Regions from separate parts of the Homo sapiens genome. Here region 1 is linked to region 2. Evidence: chromatin loops called from intact Hi-C (ENCODE). Cell type or tissue: PC-9. All regions are shown on one strand.

Region 1 (8,000 bases), 690 kb before region 2:
AAGTCCTGATTCCTTGCCTCTTTATTTTGCGCTGGTACTACAATAATATAATGGTTACTTTATATCAAACATTATGACACCTTGACCTTTGGAATATTAGAGGTCTCACAATAACTTCGGAGCCACCTTGAGAAACGAGCAGATATGAATCAGAGAGGACCCAAGGGCCGTTGGAGAGGCACTGCTCCCTCTGAGAATGCCCAAGAGGGGTGGGGGCGGGGGGGGGCGGGTAAAGGCTTAGAAATAAAGAGGTGAAGTGAACCTTTTGCTTCAAATATTCTCTATTTCTATTTTTTTTGTGGTACTTTTCTTCTGATTCTCTCTGATATGTTCATAGATGCTGGTTTGCTTAATTTGTATTCAAAATTTGGTACTAATAACCCTGAGTGAAAAAATAATTTGGAGACTAGATTCAAGGGTTTATTAACAGACTTCTCTGTTGTGTTTCTTGTTGCTTTGGTTGGTTCTTCATCTACCTTTCTCTGTTTAAATATAAAAATCAGGTGGAAAATATGGAGGACTTTGATTAATCAAACTAGTTAAGAGATCATTTAGTGGTGCGTCTACACAATAGTCATTTCTGTTTTTTTTCTTTACTTTCAACCTTTCTTTAGGCTAAAGAGAAGTTTGTTTGTTTTCTTTTCTTTTTCCACTCATGTGCACAATGAAGTTTTTAGGGGGTTGCAAGTGTATAGTTCATTTATTTTCTTTCTTGTTTAACAATTAATTACACTATTCCAGGCTATGAAGAAAAACACAAATGGAAGTATCAACCTTACTGGTAGAGTGCATTTCTAATTCTGCTTTCACAGTGGTAACGTCTTGTTCTCTAAAACGTGTCTTCCTGTGAACATAGCTGTCTGGGTCAGGACTGCTCTAGAGAAATGCTATCATGTGTCATGAAAGTTATACTTAACTAGGGTTAGGCCAGACAAATACTCAGTGTCATTTTAAAGAATCAGAGTGCTATAATTTTAGCTATTCCCTTTTATTTCTGATGTCATTTTGTTCATAGGTTTCTAGACCAACTGGGGAGATTCCCGTTAAAAAGTATGTATACTGAAACATAGATTTTAGATCATCTAGTTTCCAAAATTGTGTAATAGGATTTTGGCATCAAGTATGTGAACAGTTTATATTCTGTCATAGTACATATCCATTTTTGGTATCATTTCATTTGTTTCCCTTTAAGAAATAAAACCTATAGTCTCCAGTTATCTACACTGAAACTTCCTTTTTGAAATAAAAATTTGCTTTTTTTTTCTAACAGTAATGGTAACAGGTATACTTTTGATCCCACCTGTTTTTACTTTGCTCACTTTATTTTCTTTTTTAGTGTAAACAGGAACATCGATAAGTAGTGTAAAAACTTGCACAATGAAATCCGAAGCCAAGGATGGAGAGGAGGAGAGTCTACAGACTGCTTTCAAAAAATTAAGAGTGGATGCATCAGGGTAATTAAATATGTAATATATTATTTGGAATTATTTGTTTACTTATTTTAAATAGTCCCTTTTCCCTAAAAAGCTCTTCCTCTTTTAATATTTCTCATTATTGAAAGAAGATATAAATGCTAATAGTGCGACATTCTTCCAGATTCTGCACAGTATTGTTTTAGTTTAAAAAGAAAACCCTTTGGTTAAATTTGAAAAGTAGCAGTTCATTTGCCCTCCCAGGTTGGGTGTTTTGGTTTCGTTCACTTTGAGGAGGGCTTCCCCCCCACTTCTTTTTAATCAAAGATTATCAAGCGGTGTCCCACTAGGGATTTTATCATACATCTCAAGGGAATCACAGTATTTTTCACTAAAAGTGGGTTGGCTCAGTGGAAATCTATGAAGACATTGTAGATTTCATGGTCTGTGATTGCTCAGTCTATCACTATGGAAACCTCTATTCAGGAGGGTTCTGTCACTGAGATCAATAACCTTGGACCCTTTGGCCAAACTAATTAGAGCACCTGCATACCAGCTGCTCTCTGAATGTTAGTATTTCACCCTTTGCAAAATGTTCTGTGTAAGACTCTTCTCACACCAATTCTTTCTCCCAGGCCAAAATAAATCAACATTTTTAATGGATATAAGAATTTCTTTTCATAAATGGAAACTAAACACTGGAAGCTCAGAGTAGAACACCCACAAGTAATAATCATCATCATTAAAGTTTATTATTCACTTCCTGTGCCCTCAACACTGGGTTAAGTACTTTGTGCGCATTATTTAATTCTCACTACACCTTAGGACATGGGTACTACTGTCATTTCAGTTTACAGATGAGACTCACACAAATTAAATTACTTGCTAAAAGTCACATTGGTAGGACGTTGCAGAGCCAGGATTTGAACCTAGATAGCCTGTCTCCAGAACCTCTGCTCTTTTTTTTTTTTTTTTTTTTTTTTGAGACGGATTCTGGCCCTGTCGCCCAGGCTGGAGTGCAGTGGCGCAATCTCAGCTCACTGCAAGCTCCGCCTCCCGGGTTCACGCCATTCTCCTGCCTCAGCCTCCCGAGTAGCTGGGACTACAGGCGGCCACAACCACACCTGGCTGATTTTTTGTATTTTTAGTAGAGACGGGGTTTCACTGTGTTAGCCAGGATGGTCTTGATCTCCTGACCTGGTGATCCACCCACCTCGGCCTCCCAAAGTGCTGGGATTACAGGCGAGAGCCACTGCGTCTGGCCCAGAACCTCTGCTCTTAACCATCCTTTATGTGGTACCTTGAAGGCGATAGGAAGAAATGCATGCAGTACCTAGCACAAAGTGAAAACTAGATGTTAGTTGTTGTTACAGCCACCTGCCTATTGCTAGTACTATTTTTGGGCTATCAAATGAGAAGATTTATGCTGATAGATTTGCACAGTAGATGTTATAGGTGCTCATATTTGCTTCCATGTTACTTCAAAAACATATCTTTCCTCCTGATGGTTTTCTAATATGGTCAACTTGCCAGTTCATATCAGTACTTTGATAAATTGTCTTGGGAAACAGAAGCAAAGCAGAGAAGCAGAGAGTTCCAGATTGTGGCTGCAGTGTATCCTTTGTGATTTCTTATATAGGAATAATTTTTTTATATCAGGAAAATACTAGGAATGTGTACCCACAATTATACATACAAATCTCTTAGTGTGTAATTTTGTATAAGTAACTCTTGATACACGGACTTCTTTCCTGATGTTTTAAGAAGTTGAAATGTAAAATAAAGCCAGGCCGGGCATGATGGCTCATGCTTGTAATTCCAGCACTTTGGGAGGCCAAGGTGAGCACATCACTTGAGCTCAGGAGTTTGAGACCAGCCTCGGCAACATGGTGAAACCCGTCTGCAAAAAAACAAAGAATTAGCTAGGCATGGTGGTGCGTGCCTGTAGTCCCAGCTGCTCTGTAGGCTGAGGTAGGAGGATCACTTGAGCCCGGGAGCTGGACGTTGGAGTGAGCTGAGATCATGCCACTGCACTCCGGCCTGCGCAACAGAGCGAGACCCTGTCTCAAAAAAAAAAAAAGTAAAATTAAGCCATTTTGGTATCCCTAAAAATTACTTGGAACATTATTTAAAAATTTTTCAAAATATATGGTCAAAAATTATGTATTTGTAAAACCACATGCTGCATGTTCTCACTTAGAAGTGGGGGCTAAACATTGAACACACGTGGACATGGGAACAATAGACACCGCTGACTACTGGCGTGGGGAGGGCAGGAGCGGAATGTGGGTGGAAAACCTACCTATAGGGTACTGTGTTCACTACCTGGGTCCAGTATACCCATGAACAATCCTGTGTATGTACCACCTGTATCTAAAGTAAAAGCTGAAATGAAAAAAAATTATATATTTGTAGCATGTATTCTGCCTTGAGTAAAATTATATTTGTAGCATATATTCTGCCTTGAGTAAAATTATAAGAAGGGAAGGAGAATATTTGAGAAAATGAAATAAGAGAAGGGGTGAGTCATTAGCATGACTAAGCAGAATAAGACTTGTGTAGTAGTGTATCATACATTCTAGTTGTTTTATATTGTTGCCAGTTTACAAATGGGATATCTGAGGATTGACTCATAAACTAACCAGGCCTTGCCAGGAATTTAGCATGATCCTGTTCAACAGGTTTTCCTTAGTGGTATTTGTCTTATTAGGACAAATCTCTATATATTTATTACAAAACAATATCCTATTTATCTGATTGTAACATAATACATGCTTATTATAGAAAAATTTACAAAAACAAAACAGGATAAAAACAGAAGTAAAAATCACAGTTTACCGTAACCACTGTTAACATCTAGACCACTGGTTCATGATAGCCTATACTTATTTTACATAGTTGAGATCATAATATATGTATAGGTGTTTAACCATGCTGCTTTCTCCTTATAAGCATTCCCCCATATCATTAAAAGTTCTTTGTACACTTAATTTCTAATAATTTCCCAACATTTTGCCATATAGATATGCCATAATTTAGAAATACAGTATTTTTTTTCTATTAGATATTTAGGTTATTCCCAGTTACTTTTTACTTTCAATTATGTTTTGTTGAACATCCTTTCATTTTAGTAGATTAATGTCGCTTTCTAAAGAATTTTTGTCAACACCATAGCATGTATAGTAGGAGGGGTGTGTGTGTGTGTGTGTGTGTGTGTGTGTGTGTGTGAAAAAAGTCTGGAAGGATTTCCACCAATGTTTGATGTTGGTAGTCTCTGGGTTGTGAGGTATGGATGATTCTGTTTTTCTTGCTTTTAGATTTTTTCACGTTCTTTACTGGGAACCCATATTATCTGTATAATTTTAAACCGCAAGGATTTAACTCTGAGTAATATTTCAAGTTCATTTGTTGCAAAAGTTAGAATATTTTTCTAAAAGTTGCATAATATTTGAAAATGTATTCAGTGTTAAGTTAGATGGAGTCTCCTAAACTAAGTTTAGTTCCATGACTCTGGTTTGCCCGCATAAGATAAATGGTCAGTGTCATTAGCATTCTCTGGCCATAAGGCCTGATCTGCCCCAGGGAAACAGCCTGAAAGTCTATTTATATCCTGCTGCTGGGTACACTTACCAGTCATTCTTTGGCTTATGATTTTGCAGCCATGGGCTTTTAGGGATACTCTAGATTTGGTTTTGAAGGAAAATTTACATTAAAAGCTGAGCAATTTTTGAGAAACCCAAACTAGAAAAAAAAATGTATTGATAAAAGTTGTATTTGAGCTAGTGAGAACAATATGTTCTCCTCATTTTACAGTTTTTTGTAGCTGTAAACTTTGTTCTTGTCTTCAGGTCTGTAGCATCTCTGTCTGTTGGAGAAGGCACAGGTGTCAGAGCACCAGTCAGAACAGCAACAGATGATACCAAACCTAAAACCACATGTGCATCTAAAGACAGTTGGCACGGGTAAGAGCTTCTTATTGAGATGATTTTTATTCCAATATTATAATAGTATTGGATTTTCCTTTCTGAGTGTCCAGAAAAGAGTTAGGTTATGATATAGAACCTAAGACCCAATGATTAGATGAGGACCTATTCCTTCTTTTGCTGAATTTGCTGAGACTTTTTTTTGGCCTGGTCCATAGTCAATTTTTACAAATATTCTATGTCTGTTTGAGAAGATTGGGACTTCTCTAATTATTCTTGGGTTCTCTGTCCATTAAGTCAGGCTTTTAAATGTGTTATTGGAACCTTTTTTTCAATTTTTTGGTCAACTTGACTTACAAATAATAGAGATGTATGTTGAAATCTACCCCATGGAAGTGTATTTGTCTATTTTCCCTTTAAATTCTATGTTTTTGCTTTATGTATCTTGAGGTTATTTTGTTGGATTTATATAGCATAGGTTTAGAATGTTTTCTTTCTGGTGAATTGAAACTTTTATTATGTAGTGACATTCTTAATCCCTCATAATGGCTTTTGTCTTAAAGTTTTCTTCTAGTTAGTGTTTCGCTTGTGTGTCTTTTTCTATTCTTTTTTTTTTCTTAAGATGGAATCTTGTTCTTGCTCTGTCACACAGACTGGAGTGCAGTGTCACAATCTCAGCTCACTGCACCCTCCGCCTCCCCGGTTTAAGCAGTTCTGCCTTGGCCTCCCAGGTACCTGGGGTTACGCAGGTGCCCGCCACCATGCCCGGGTAATTTTAGTATTTTTAGTAGAGACAGAATTTCATCATGTTGGCCAAGCTGGTCTCAAACCCCTGACCTCAGGTGATCCACCCACCTCGGCTTCCCAAAGTGCTAGGATTACAGGTGTGAGCCACCACACCCAGCCTACTAGTCTTTCAAGCGTTCTGTGTTCTTGTATTTTAGCTGTGTTTCATATAAATAGCATATGACTAGGTTTTATTTTTTTCTGTTTTATTCAATGTGATCAGTTTGTTTTTAACTGCTGAGTTTAGTGCATTTACATTTATTTGATTATTGGTATCTTCAGAAGTGATTCTGTCATTTTACTTTATTTGTCCTGCTTTTTTCTATTTTTTTCCCACCTTACCTCTCCTCCTTTCCTTTCCAATTGTTTAAACACAATTGTTTTCAAGGATTTTGTTTGTTCTTTTCCTCTAGTGGTTTGGAAATGGCACACTTTGTTTCTATTCTTTCAGTAGTTGTTAGCCTTGATTTTACCATGCATGCTTTTAACAAAGACAAAAATTAATGGTAATTTAGCCCTTCTCCTTAGAAACCCTTTCCTCTGATCTCCTGACTTCCATGATATAGTTGCCCAATATTTTAGTCGTTACTTAATCTCACAGACTAGGTTTTATTATTATTTAAGCAGACAGTGTTTATTTAGATTTTTCTGTTTGCTTATATCTTCTTTCCTCACCATGCTTTCACCTCAGACCTCCCATATACAATCACTTACTTTTTTCCTAAAGTAGTTTCTTTAGTGAAGGTTTATTATTAGTAAATAGGACCTCTGCATTGTATAACTCCATATAAATACATTTGAAAGGGCCCCCGATGTTAAATACCATCAGGTCCTATTGGTAAATAACAATCATCTGTATCCATGGGGGATCAATTCCAGGTCCTCCCCACTCACACGCCCCTCTCAATACCAAAATCTGAGGATGCTTATGTCTGTTAGACAGAATGGTATAGTGTTTGCATACAACCTATGCTCATTCTCCTGTATACTTTAAACCATCTCTAGAGTACTTATAATACCTACCACAATGCTTACACAGCACTTCACTCACACAGACTCAGCATAGTGCTTAGAGCACAGCAAATTCAAGGTTTGCTTTTTGGAACTTGGTGGAAGGGGTATTTTCAGTCTGCTGCTGGTTGAATCCACAAGTGTAGAATCCGTGGATACAGAAGACTGTACTTTGCTTTCATTTATCTGAAAATGTCTTTATTTCTTCCTTGGTTTTGAAAGATAGAGTTGATATAGTTGACATTATATTTCTAGATTGACAGTTATTTTCTCTTAGCACTTAAATTAGGTACAGTTCATTGTCTTCTGGTTTCGTTACATTGGTATTGAAAAGCATACCTTCAATCCAATTGTTATTAATTTGGAAATAATCTTTCTAGTCTCTGGCTGCTTTTAAGATCTTCCTGTTGTCTTTGCTATTCTATAGTTTTGCTACAGAGTGTCTCTTATGTGGATTTCTTTTTATCCTGCTCCAGTGTATTTCCTGTGTTCATAGATTCTCTTATCAATTCAGAAAATTTCTTGGTCATTATGTCTATAAAAATCACTTGTCCTCTGTTCTCTGTATTCGTTTCTTCAGAAATTCCAGACTTACTCTGTCATCTCTCTTAACTTTTACATTTTTTCCAAATCCTTGTCTCTGTACTGCCTTTTAGGTCAGAGGTTGACAAACTTTTTTTGTAAAGCACCGTATGGTAAATTTTTTAGCCGTTGGAGGCCAAGAAGCAAAAATTCAAGGATATTAATAAGTGCTTAAATAAGAGAGAAAACTCCTACTCTACCCTGTTTGCCTGGGGTTGGCCGTCCTGGCTGGTGGACACATTCTGTCTTCAGTTGCTGAGACAGTCGCAGGATAGAGTGACTAGCC
Region 2 (8,000 bases):
TTATCATACCTTTATCGTAGGTATGGATAGGAAAAAAAACAGTATCCATAGGGTTCAGTACTATCCATGGTTTCAAGCGTCCACTGGGGTTCTTGGAATGTATTCCCTGCAGATAAAAGGGGACTACTATAACTGTGAACACAGTCAGAATATCTATTAACGACTAAGTAAGTTGTAGAAACTTGCAATGGTGTGTTAGAAAATCATCATTCACAAAATATGGTTATCGAAAAGGAGAAGATCTATGAGACAGAAGGCCTGAATGGGCACATGAGTCACATGTTTTTAACTCTTAAACTACTGGAGCACTCCGTCAGCACTAGGTATGTCAGGTCTGTGGGACGTGAATTGAACAGCTGGCCATCAAACTGCCAAACAGAGTATAGCTCAAACATAGATTCTTCCCACATACAAGAAACTCAAGCAATCCCAACCCCCATTCCCACCCCCCAGATTCTTCTGTCAGAAGACTCTGAAAATGAGAAAACATTTCAGTCATAGATGCAAACTTCTGTCTACTGATACAGTTTCTTTCCTTGGAAAACGAAAAAAAAAAAAAGGCGTTGGGGGAAAATGTCACACTAATATTCACAGTTGAGACAGTGAGTAGTATGCTTCAAAAGATTTGTACTGGTCAACAGGACCCAGCTAAAAGAATGTTGATTTATGAATCTATTTATCTAAGTAAGATACAGTAGTTGAGCCCACAGGAGTTAAGACACTGCTTCTTTCCTCTGCATAAGTCTTAAGAGGCCATAAACCAAAGAGAGCTAAACCTTTGCCTTCTGATATGAATACCATGGGTGAGACATAATAGTGAAGTTCTGGTTTAGCTACAATGGGCAGAAGTTGGAAGAAGCACTATAAAAAGTTCAGAGCCCTGGGTGCAGATTGGGCTCCTCCAGCTGGCACTGGATCCATCAAGGCAGGATAATGTCCTAAGAAATGACCTCATCTGTCTGGTTCTCTGTGGGACGGGAAAGACAGTGACTGAGGCAACTAAGCCATAGTCCAAGAGAAACCATCAACATAAAAATCATCCATTCAATCCATTCATCCACTGAACAAACACTGATTGAGAACTTATTCCATACCAGGCTCTAGCTAAGCACCAGGGATAAAATGATTAATAAAACAGATACAAGAACCAAGTGCAATGGCACATGCCTATAATCACTGCTACTCAGGAGGCTGGGGCAGGAGGATCCCTTGAGCCCAGGAGTCCCAGGCTGTAGTGTGTCTGTGAACAGCTCTACACGCCAGCTTGGGCAATAGAGTGAAACTCCATTTCTTAAATTAAAAATTAAAATTAAAAAAAAGGCTGGGTGCCTTGGCTCACTCCTGTAATCCCACCACTTGGGAGGCTGAGGTGGGCAGATAACCTGAGGTAAGAGTTCGAGACCAGCCTGGCCAACATGGTGAAACCCTGTCTCTATTAACACAAAAATTAGCCACATGTGGTGGCATGTGCCTGTAGTCCCAGCTACTCAGGAGACTGAGGCAGAAGAATTGCTGGAACCCAAGAGGTGGAGGTTGCAATGAGCCAAGATGGCGCTACTGCACTCTAGCCTGGGCAACAGAGTGAAACTCCGTCTCAAAGAAAAAAAAAAAAAGACGACCAGGCGTGGTACCTCACACCTGTAATCCCAGAACTTTGGGAAGCCTAGGCAGGAGGACTGCTTGAGCCCAGGAGTTCGAGACCAGCCTGAGCAACAAAGTAAGATCCCCATCTCTATAACAAAAATTTAAAAAATTAGCCATGCATGGTGGCATGCACCTGTGGTCCCAGCTACTCAGGAGGTTGAAGTGGAAGACTGCTTGAGCCTAGGAGGTCAAGGCTTCAGTGAGCTGTGTTTGCACCACTTTACTCCAGCCTGGGCAACAGAGCAAGACCCGGTCACCCTCCAAAACTTTTAATTTAAAAAATTTTAAAAAAGAAAAAAAAAAACAGATACTGTCCTTGTGTTGATGGTTTTGAGGGCAGAAGAGAGACATTAAACAAACTGCTACACAGTATCTATGTGATTACAAGTATGCTACTTAGCTACAGTTGACAGTTGTCATGTGGGAATGTGGAGATGGTAATTGAGAAGGCCTGAAGGTTGGAGATATGAATGACCTCTGCTCCATTTTTCTTAGAATCAAAGAGTGAGAATAGGGTTCCAAACAGGAATGTTAGACCAATGACCAGTGCAGGCTTGCCCCACCACTAAAGAGAAGCAATGACATGTGGTGCCAGTAAAAGTTACTCAAGTCTTCAAAAATTGAGCCAAGATCTCCCTGGCACTGGGGCCTAGTCATGACTGGATAATAGAGGATAAACAAACACATCATATAACTCCCAAGAAAATACATACACTAATACACAAACCCAAAATAGTCTCTCACTGTCTCTCTCTCTTTCACACACACTAACTCATGCTCATTTATGCATGTACAACCTACCATCACAATCATAACCCACATTCTCAGCCTCACACCTCCAAAGGTATATACACACCTCACACGAATATATATACACACAAGCCACCGTACCAGGCTGGCTGCTGCTCCACTCCTCACTCTCTGGGGTGCTAGCAGTGGGTTGTCCCTCTGGGTCCTTTCCTTCTTCTTGCTTCTCCTGTAGAAGGCAAGCCTGATCCCAGCTTCTTCTCCTCATGGTTTGGGATGAAGCCCTAGGGTCTGATCCTGGCCCCTACCTGGCTCTCTGGCCATGTGGTGTTCTGCCCCAAACAGGCAGAATTTCTTCTAGGCCGCCAGCAGGAGTGCAGCTCCAGCAGACATCCCCCTATCACTTGAGCACAGACTCACATGAGCATGCACATCCTAATTAAACAGCCTGACTACAACTCTCCTTATTATCTGGTAGAGAAACTGAGTACACAAAAACTTCCTTTGTGATGCTCTTACACGCCCAGTAGAATTCATGCTCTGTCCCTTCCAGCTTCTGCAGCTAGAGCCCTGGGTGTTCCCTGGCCTTTGGCCTAGGCACTGGACTCCAGTGATGGAGTTTTCCAGCTGCCTGCACATGTACTTTGGGTGCTAGTTCACCTGACTATGTCTTAACCTTGACACTAAACTGAGATGGGAGCTCTGGAAAATCAAGAGAGTGATTAATTCATTTCCCTTTAACCAGGTATAGGACCTAACTCAGGATGGGACCCCAAAATATGATGAGTGAGTCATTATGCGTGTCTTCTCTGGCCCAGCTCCATAATCTGGATTGATGGAGGGGACAGTGGGAATTGAGGCATAGGCTATAGCTTCCCCCTCCCTTCCCCACTGCCCTCTTCCTACCATGGCCTCTGGCTCCGACTCCTCCTCTGATGGGCTCTGGTATTCCCTGCGCTTCCTCTTCTTCATGGGTTTGAGGAGCTCAGAAGCGCTGGTAGAGCCTGAGGAGTTCTCCACTATGACTGACCTGAGGAAGGGCCAGCCTTAGGGAAAGAACCACCCGCCCTGCACCACCCAGCCCCTCTCCTAACCCCTGAACAGGAATGAGGCTTTGGGGGCTGAAGGTAGAGCAAGTAGGGCTGCGACCTCCTCCCCTTACCGCTCCTGGAACAGCTGAGGGCAGCCATCATTAGAGGAACCAAGATCTGGACCCGCGGCTTGGTGAGGCCCGCACGCCTGGCACTGACAGGTGCTATCATCCTCTGGGGGGTCCTGATTGGGATCTTCTGGAGGATTCTGGGGGTGGTCCTCTGCGGGGGCCAAATGGGCCTCAGGCCTCCCTCCCCATCGCAGCCACACTCAGGCTCCGCCCACGCCCCCTCAGGCCCTGCCTCCGCCTCGGTCCATCTCCGCATCGGATGGCCTCCTCCAGCCTTCTCCACCCCAGGACCACCCCGGGCCCCGCCCCCGAACCTTCTGGGGCTCAGGCCTCGCCCCACCCGCACAGGGCCCAGCTCAGGGCCTGGGGAGCGGGGCTCCTACCCGCCTGTTGGGGGCCCGCCTCGCCATCTCCCGCCGGGGCCCCGCCATCTTCGTATTCGGTCACGCCTTCCTGCCGCAGCTCGGGGCTCGGGGGCTGCTCCACTCCCGCCATGTTCAGCGGCTTATACTCGCTTATCCGGAACTGGAGCGCGGGAGGGTCTGAGGATTGCGACTCCCGTACGGGTCCTTGACCCATCTCGGAGTCGGTGCCATGGCCCTCTCTTCGCCTCATGCCAGCTCACGCCCTCAGCAGGCCTCAAGACTCCACGCCAGGGGGCCTCACTCCAAGCTACACCAGCCAAACCCTCACTCCAGGCTACGCCCCCAAGCACCTGCGGGGTCCAGTCCCAGGGTGCCCCACTCTAAGCCACGCCCCCAGGCTCCCACAGGCCCAGTCCCACGGTACCCCACTCTAAGCCACGCCCCCAAACTAACACAGGCCCACTCAGGGTGCCCCAGTCTAAGCCACGCCCCCAGACACCCACAGGCCCAGTCCCAGAGTGCCTCACTCCAAGCCACGCCCCCATAGTCCCCAGGGCCTAGGAGTGCTTCAACTCAAGCCACGCCCCGAGAGTCCCTCACTCAAAGCCCACCCCTAGGGCCCATCATCTGAGCCAGCTTCCCCCACTTCCGTCTCAGGTCCAGCCTCCGGGCCTGCAAGCCCCGCCCCATGGCTGCGGTTTACGAGGCTTAGCCAATCCCCACAGACACTGACCCGCAGGCCGCCCCCTGGGGGCGGGGCCGCGGCCTCTGTCCATTCCAGAAGCCGCACTGTGCTGGTGCTGGAGCTGGCCGGCCCGGCGCTAAGCTGCGGCAGGACGGTGGCAGAAACTGGTTCGCAGCCGGCCACTTGCTCCGGGGCACCCACATGGATTGGCTCCCGGGGAAAGCAAGACACATCCAGGGCACTGCTGGGCAGGCCGAGGGTGGCCGAACTGGCTGTAAACAGATATACAAATAGACACGACACAGGTGAGTCTAGTGGCCCTACCTCAATCCGGCCATGCATGTGTAGGCATGTGAAGGAAGGCAGGTGGAGGACAGTGAAAACGGTCATCCCCTCTCCAGGATCCACACTTGCTTGAGCAGGTACAGAGATGCTCTTCCTTCCCAGACTCCTACCCTAGCTTGACTCACCTGGAATGATGAAGGCAGTTGCGGGCAGGTGAGGACCAGAACCGGGGCTGTCTCCGGCCACCAAGTGCATGCTGACCTCCCCTGTGGAAGGCCCCTTCAGTGTCCTCAGCATCTCCATTTCAGCATGCCCCTCCATCCCAGCATGCCCCTCCATCCTGGCAGGCCTACAAGCCAAACATAGCCCCCAGGGTGATCAGGTGGGGACCTTTGTTACAGCAGCAATGGAGATGTGAAGGGATGGGGCTTCTTTGAGAAGCTAGCCACCTTCAAACCCGTGACCTGCAGAGAAAGGCCTCAGTCCTGTGGGGAGTAGGGTGTCTTCAGAGACCAGCATCAGGTCTGGCTCCTGTTCTGGCCAGGCCCTGCACCTCCCCAGTCTCTGTAAGGATGGTAAGGATGGGTAGGGTGGCATGTGTGAGGGTACTTTGTAAACTGTGATGTACAAAACTGACTCTGGGGAGCATGACTCAGGTCAAGGTTCTGTGTGGCCAGTTGTCTCCAGGACATAGCCCAGGCCACATCCAAACTCACCTTTTTCTTGACCCCACCTCTATCCCCACTGGAATCACTCCCTCCTCCCTCTGGGGATTCAGAGACCTCAAGTACCAGGTTTTCCTTCACCCATACAGGGTTCATCTTCCTGGGAGGTGGGATCTTTCCTGATCATGTTCTTTTATGGCCCTGTCCACCACTCCCTCCAACCCCAAGCACAGGGTGGGCACTCAAGCATCTGCTGAACAAATGTATGCATCTGAAGAGCAGAGACATAGTGTACGAAGACGCAGTCAAGTCAGTACGTGATTTTGTTTTAATAACGCAAAGGCAGTAGAAGCATTTCACAGAGTTCATTCAACAGGTAAAGACATAAAGAAAAAGACCTAGAGATACAAAGAATATACTTAATATCTATTTACTCAGCACCTAAAATGTACTGACCACTGTCCTACTTGCCTTACCAGCACTGTCCAGTAGAATTTTCTGTGATAATGAGAATGTCCAATACTTAAACTGTCCAACACCGTAGCCACTAGCCACATGTGGCTATTGAGCACTTGAAATGGGCTACTATGACTGAGGAACTGAATTTTTTATTTTATTTAATTTTAATTAAATTTAAATAGTGACCAGAAGGTAGGTACAGTGGTGCATGCCTGTAGTCCCAAGTTCTCTGGAGACTGACACGGGAGGATGGCTTGAGCCCAGGAGTTTGAGGCTAGCCTGGGCAACATAGCGAGACCCTGTCTCTGACAAGAAATAAGTAAATAAATAGCGACAGTAGCTATGACTATTGTATTGGACAGCACAGCTTTAGACGTATTAAAATTGGCCTGTCAGTGCTACCTCCAAAACACACTGAAGGTCTAACCACTTCTCTCCATCTCCATTGCTGCCATGCTAGTCCCAGCCAACATCAGCTCTCTTTGGACTTCTGAAATTGCCTTCTAACCCATCTCCCTGCTTCCTTTCCTGCACCCCTACAGTCTACTCTCCAGTCGAAAAAGCTTTAAAAACATAAACCAAATCACATAATTTCCCTATCTAAATTCTTCAGTGGCTCTCTATTGCCCTTACAGTAAAATCAAAGCACTTTGCCCTAGAAAATCTGACCTCTGCTTTTCCCTCTGGCCTCATCCTCCACCACTCTTCCCCTGTTCTCTCCACTCAACAGACTCTGGTTTCCTTCTATTGCTTGACCAACATTCCCACTCACAGCCTTTGCCCTTGCTGTTCCCTCCCTCTGGAATGCTCTTCCCCAAGCTCTCTGCTTGACTGGCTCCTTCCCATCCTCCAGGCCTTAACTCAATAGTCACCTCCTCAGAAGAGGTCTTTCTTTACCAATTTTTTTTTTTTTTTTTTTTGAGATGGAGTCTCGCTCTGTTGCCCAGGCTAGAGTGCAGTGGTGCCATCTCGGCTGACTGCAACCTCTGCCTCCCAGGTTCAAGCAATTCTCCTACCTCAGCCTCCTGACTAGGTGGGATTACAGGCACATACCACATAGCCTGGCTATTTTTTGTATTTTTAGTAGAGACGGGGTTTCACCATGTTGCCAGGCTGGACTGGAACTCCTGACCTCAGGTGATCCGCCCACCTCGGCCTCCCAAAGTGCTGGGTTTATAGGCGTGAGCCATCGAGTCCGGCCTGACCAAGGAATTTAAAGCAGCAGCACACCCCTCACCCCATCCCACCACTATCTGTCTCATTACTATTATATATTTCTTTCTTTCTCATCCTTCATTATAATCAATAGTGATCTTCAATTATTTATTTCTGTGTTTGATCAGTCATCTCCACATAAATGCTGACCGTCTGTCTTATTCATTGCTGTATCCCCAACACTTAGTACCTGGCACATAGTAGGTGCTTAATAAGTCCTTGTGTTGGATTTCAGTAACTTGAACTTGTTAATAAAAAACAGTGTATGGGGCCGGCTTGGTGCCATGTGCCTGTAATCCCAGCTACTGGGGAGGCTGAGGCAGGAGAATCGCTTGAACCCGGGAGGTGGAGGGTAGAGGTTGCAGTGAGCCGAGATCGTCCCACTGTACTCCAGCCTGGGAGACAGAGCAAGACTCCATCTCAAAAACCAAAAACCAAAACCAAAACAAAAAAACACTGTATGGGCCCAATGCAGTGGCTCACACCTGTAATCCCAGTACTCTGGAGGCTGAGGTGGGAGGACTGCTTGAGCCCAAGAGTTCAAGACCAGCCTAGGCAACACAGGGAGACTCTGTCTCTATAAAAAATTAAAAAATAAAAATAAGCCAGGTGTTGCAGTATATGCCTGTAGTCCCAACTACTCCAGAGGCTGAGGCAGGAGGATTGCTTGAGCCCGGGAGGTCAAGGCTGCAGTGAGCCATGATCTCACCACTGTACTCCGGTCTAGGTGACAGAGCGAGACCCTGTCTCTAAAGAAAAAAAAAAAATTAGCT

Evidence for each region. A loop is a pair of places that touch in the nucleus more often than their neighbours do. Peaks named below come from ENCODE experiments on the same cell type or tissue, not always from the same donor. Only the 100,000 strongest peaks of a DNase experiment are listed, where the experiment ranks them.
Region 1: it touches region 2 in a loop (21-fold over the local background); 1 of 110 quality-filtered maps calls a loop at or near these places.

Annotation. Positions count from the first base shown.
Region 1 is chr20:44,200,335-44,208,334 of GRCh38, reverse strand. It overlaps OSER1 (oxidative stress responsive serine rich 1), which reads left to right. Exons shown (of 4, transcript NM_016470.8): 2 at 1,337-1,454; 3 at 5,261-5,374. The coding sequence starts at 1,378. Among named protein-coding and RNA genes, the nearest start is that of OSER1, 6.4 kb to the left of the region's middle. RefSeq lists an enhancer at 3,406-4,605. In PC-9, no CTCF peak of the experiment used is centred here; a DNase peak (open chromatin) is centred at 4,034; H3K4me3 peaks cover 2,997 bases; H3K27ac peaks cover 5,584 bases.
Region 2 is chr20:43,510,713-43,518,712 of GRCh38, reverse strand. L3MBTL1 (L3MBTL histone methyl-lysine binding protein 1) reads right to left here. Exons shown (of 22, transcript NM_001377303.1): 2 at 5,074-5,237; 3 at 4,652-4,875; 4 at 3,937-4,078; 5 at 3,554-3,704; 6 at 3,298-3,421; 7 at 2,536-2,620. The coding sequence starts at 5,209. Among named protein-coding and RNA genes, the nearest start is that of L3MBTL1, 7.0 kb to the right of the region's middle. RefSeq lists a silencer at 3,850-3,939. In PC-9, CTCF peaks have their summits at 3,974 and 4,180; a DNase peak (open chromatin) is centred at 4,442; H3K4me3 peaks cover 2,224 bases.